2 separate regions of the Homo sapiens genome follow, and region 2 is linked to region 1. A link is an interaction called in ENCODE POLR2A ChIA-PET data of the cell type or tissue named here. Cell type or tissue: Panc1. All regions are shown on one strand. Region 1 has its middle 20 kb from the start of LINC01391. Region 2 overlaps PIK3CB (phosphatidylinositol-4,5-bisphosphate 3-kinase catalytic subunit beta).

The links. ChIA-PET counts read pairs that join two places held together with the same protein. Peaks named below come from ENCODE experiments on the same cell type or tissue, not always from the same donor. Only the 100,000 strongest peaks of a DNase experiment are listed, where the experiment ranks them.
Region 2: POLR2A ChIA-PET joins it to region 1 with 12 read pairs; 7 of 35 experiments call an interaction of 5 or more read pairs at or near these places.

The regions. Positions count from the first base shown.
Region 1 is chr3:138,922,286-138,924,785 of GRCh38, forward strand. No RefSeq gene overlaps it. Among named protein-coding and RNA genes, the nearest start is that of LINC01391, 20 kb to the right of the region's middle. RefSeq lists an enhancer at 1,220-1,269. In Panc1, CTCF peaks have their summits at 293 (motif pointing left) and 1,341 (motif pointing left); a DNase peak (open chromatin) is centred at 1,336; H3K4me3 peaks cover 224 bases; H3K27ac peaks cover 1,394 bases.
Region 2 is chr3:138,736,047-138,738,546 of GRCh38, forward strand. It overlaps PIK3CB (phosphatidylinositol-4,5-bisphosphate 3-kinase catalytic subunit beta), which reads right to left. Exons shown (of 24, transcript NM_006219.3): 6 at 1,661-1,840. Among named protein-coding and RNA genes, the nearest start is that of PIK3CB, 98 kb to the right of the region's middle. In Panc1, no CTCF peak of the experiment used is centred here; no DNase peak of the experiment used is centred here.

The DNA.
Region 1 (2,500 bases):
TCCTGCATGTCTCTGCTACTGGGATTCCCTTCCCAAGTCCCCTCAGACACACCAGGCCCTTTCCTGACAGCTTGCCCTGGAGAGGGCAGAGACCACATATAGAGCAGTGGTCCCCAACCTTTTTGACACCAGGGACCAGTTTCACGGAAGACAATTTTTCATGGGGGTGGGGGGTGGTTTTGGGATGATTCAAGTGCATTACATTTATTGTGCACTTTATTCCTATTATTATTACATTGCAATATATAATGAAATAATTATACGACTCACCGTGATGTAGAATCAGTGGGAGCCCTGAGGTTGTTTTGCTGTAACTAGACGGTCCCATCTAGTGGTGATGGGATACAGTGACAGATCATCAGGCATTGATTCTCATAAGGAGTGGGCAACTTAGATCCCTCACATGCACAGTTCACAATAGGGTTCGCACTCCTATGAGAATCTAATGCTGCCACTGATCTGACAGGAGGTTGAGCTCAGGTGGTAATTCGGAGCAGCTGTAAATACAGATGAAACTTCACTGGCTAACCTGCCACACTTACCTCCTGCTGTGCGGCCCGGTTCCTAACAGGCCATGGACTCGTACCAGTTGGTGGCCCGGGGATTGGGGACCCCTGATATAGAAAATTTATTATTTACCCCTGATATAGAGAATTTACTATTGCTTTACAAACTCAAGTGTGAAACAAACAGCATTAGTTGTGGTCCCCTTTTTCATTTATTTATTTTTTAGAGACAGGCTCTTGCTCTGTTGCCCAGGCTGGAGTAGGGTGGCACAATCGTAGCTCACTGTAGCCTCGACCTCCTGGGCTCAAGTAATCCTTCTGCCTCAGCCTCCCAAATAGCTGGGACTACAGATGTGTGCCACCAAGCCCAGCTACGTGGCCTTCTTTAAATGATCCAATTTCTGACTCTAAGCCCCCATCCTGCCTATTGTCAGGGGTCTTGGGACGTCAGTCTTCGGATATTATTACCACGTTATTTGCTCCCAGGGCTGCATGTCCTTGGGGCCTGGCGTCTCTTCAATTTCATGCCATGCTGGTGTGCCTGGGTCACAGGTACAGCCTATGATCATCTCCTCTGAGCACCTGCCATCTTCCCAGGGCATCTTCAGGAAAAATTATTGAAACTAGGAACTATTGAGCTTCTCTTGTCTGTGGGTGCTAGGGGCCCCCAGCCCTAACCCAGGCATCAGCAGCTTCAGTTTCCATCTACAGAATGCAAGATCTCAGCTCACTGCAAAACTGCCCTTCCTCTGGGTGCTTCCAGGAGTCCACAGGGGATGTTTCTTGAGTAACAAGCTTTTCTCTCACCTACTTCCACTTTGGACCACACTGCCCCCTTGTGGAGGGTGGTGACTCTGCCATTGCTTTATACGCCTGTGATGGCTGTGAGTTACGTTCTTGCCCAGGGTGCATCTGACAGCCACTCAAAGCTGCAGTCCTCGAGGATCCAGAGGGTCCACACAGTTGTGTGGTCCCTCGCAGCCAGGCTGTCACCCCAGCACTCCTCCCCTGATCTGAGTTGCACCTTGTGACCTGGGCATGGAGGCAGTGCTGCCTGTGGTCCTGGGACTCTTGGGATCCTTCTTGAGGAGGACTCTTCTGCCTCAGCCTGTGGCTTTTTTCTCCGTAACACAGGCCCAGTGTATTAGGAGTCTTCCAATTGCAGATGACGGAAACTCAGCTTAAGTTGTTTACAATTCCAATAAATAAATAAATAAATAAAAAGAAAGAAAGAAAGTGTATTGGTTTGTCACTGAAAACTCATGGCAAGTCTTCAGGTATAACTGGATCCAGGAGCTTGAACAGCGTGGTCAGAGCGCAGTCTTACTCCTGTCTGTTCTGCTTTCCTTTGTGCTGGCTTTACTCCCATGCAGGCTTTCTCCACTTGGGTGCTCTCTAAAGTTTTGGGCTTATTTCTTCCCCACAGCTATCAATCTTAGTGGAAAGAAGCTTCTCTTTGCCTTCAGTCCCTACAAAAGTTCTGCAATTGGGTCTCTTTGGCTCAATTCACTTGCTTGCCATTGAAACAACCCCTGTGAAAGACAGGGTGAAATATACAAATACACTTCCTCTCTGGCTGGGTGCGGTGGCTCACGCCTGTGATCCTAGCACTTTGGGAGGCCGAGGCGGGTGGATCACCTGAGGTCAGGAGTTTGAGACCACTCTAGCCAACATGGTGAAACCCCGTCTGTACTAAAAATACAAAAATTAGCTGGGTGTGGTGGCACACGCCTGTAGTCCCAGCTACTCCAGAGGCTGAGGCAGGAGAATCACTTGAACCCGGGAGGTGTTCAGCAGTAAGGTTTTCTGACAAGTGACCCTGTCCTCTTTCTTGGACCAAGGCTGGCCTGTGACCCCAGGGCCACCATTCCAGGTACTGGGTAGGCCAGCAACCTCTGAGGTGACTTGTCTTGACAGGATGAGTAGCCTCAAGTAGTTTGTCCCTTGGAGATTGGAATTAAGAATTTCCAAGAGAGGTTTTCAATTTGTAGAAG
Region 2 (2,500 bases), 190 kb before region 1:
GAGGATAATGCTGGTAAAATATACATTCTCCTTTACACCTCTTAAGGTAAAAAGAAATGTTAAATTAAAGAAACAGAAATCTACTTGAATGATGGCAGAACATGAAGAAAAGTCAGTACTTCTATGTTGCCCACCAAGCATTTTTCATCTTGTTTCTTCTTATGGACTAGAGTTCAACAGCTTACTATCAGAATACCACAACTCCCAAAGCTGTGCACATAAGTTATAACTGCTCCTGGACCTTATATGTACTAAACCACAAAAATTGAGGGCCACACCAGAAACCTGAGAAGAGGTGTAACATCATGTTATCTGCTAATAAATTGCAGCTCCATATTCTCAAACACATATTACTTTATAATTGGCATGCCTATACCCCTCTTGTTTAAACAACAACAACAATAATATCACAAAATAACAAGACTTTCCTAAAATTCTGTAACTACTAACCTCTAACTGGGCACTTATAATAATATTCCTTACATAATGACTATTTTTTAGTCTCCAAGATATTTCAACAAAAACATCTTCAAGTTACTTGAAGGCAAAGCCAAGGACCTAGTCTTTAAACAGTATACCTTATAGGGAGAGGGGTGCTGCACTGCACATAGCATATTTAAACTCCACTTTACTCCAAAAATAATCTGGGGCAATTCAGTGCCGTATAGAAGCATATTCTCAAAGAATTCTTAATTAAATGAAAATAAATAAATACCCGAATGATTAATAAAGGCTTTTGAGAATGGTCAAACCTAATGCCTGCAAAATTCTTGCCATTCATGGAAGTAACAAAAAAGGGGCAAGGGAAATTCCACGCATAAATATTTCAGACTGGAATTGAAAAGTTTTCCTTTAGTTAGCTAATGGATAATCACAAATAAGTTTTTATACAATTCAATGGATGACCATTTAATCGATTTTTAAATACTTTACCTCCCCCAGAATATTTCACGTTTATACTATATGATGAAATAGAAAGCAGCTATAAGTGTTAAAAAAATTCATAATGATATAAGACAATAATTATAAGGCTAACTAAAACAATCAAAACAGCCGAATGAGCCGGGCACAGTGGCTTATGGCTGTAATCTCAGCACTTGGAAAGGCCAAGCAAGTTGGGCGGATCACTTGAGGCCAGGAATTTGAGACCAGCTTGGCCAAGATGGTGAAACCCCATCTCTACTAAAAATACAAAAAGAAGCTGGGCATGGTGGCGCACACCTGTAATCCCAACTACTCGGGTGGCTGAGGCACAAGAATTGCTTGAACCTGGGAGATGAAGGTTGCAGTGAGCCAAGACTGCATGCCACTGCACTCCAGCCTAGGCGACAGAGCAACACTCTGTCTCAAAAAAAAAAAAAAAAAAAAAAAAAAAAGCAAAGCAGAATACAAACATATACATACACATATTTGTCTGTACAATCATTATGCTAAAATACAAACATAACTGCAAAAAGTGACAAAAACATGCCAAAAGGGTAACAATGATTATCTCAGAGGTAAGTACTATTATGAATATTTACTATTTAATACTGTATAATTTTCTGTATATTCCAAATGTTCCAGTGTGGGAACACATTTTTAAAGTCAGAAATAAAATATATATATATATATATATACTCATAGACTTTTCTGGTAAATTAATAGTTAATATACATACCTGGAACTGAATTAGTGGATGATCACCAAAAACATATTCTACTCTCCCGCTGACTTGCAACACATAATCATAGGGGCTAACTTCATCTTCCTTCCCATGAATAGTCAAACGTTTTTGGATTGCCAATTCATTTACTTTGATAGGATTCATATTAGGAGACACTTGAAAGCTAAACACGTCCTGAAGGGGGAGGGAGATGGGGAAAAAAGCAGTAAATGTTATATTTATGCTGAAAAATCACATTACAATCATTATGTAATAATATGTACAAATGTACATAATATTTATATGGGTACATCCTTAACAAATTTTATATGGATGCATATTTAGAATGTAGACAAGTTTACTGAAAGATAAAGATTTCTGATAATTTGAAAGTCATCTTACTGTATTCATAGTGCACAGCTTCCACAGGTAAGATTAATATTTAACTAAAGGTTACCATTAGGCATTTTCCAATGAACATCTCATCTTTTTTTTTTTGAGACAGAGTCTCACACTGTCCCCCAGGCTGGAGCGCAATGGCTCGATCTTGGCTCACTGCAACCTCTGTCTCCCAGGTTCAAGCAATTCTCCTGTCTCAGCCTCCTGAGGAGCTAGGATTACAGGCGTGCACCACCACGCCTGGCTAATTTTTTGTATCTTTAGTAGAGACAGGGTTTCACCATGTTGTCCAGGCTAGTCTCAAACTCCTGACCTTGTGATCCGCCTGCCTCAGCCTCCCAAAGTGCTGGGATTACAGGCACGAGCCACCATGCCCGGCCACATACTGCAGCTATATTTTGTATATATATTTTTAAAAACTTACACATTTCTCACTGGTAAGAAGACAGCCATACT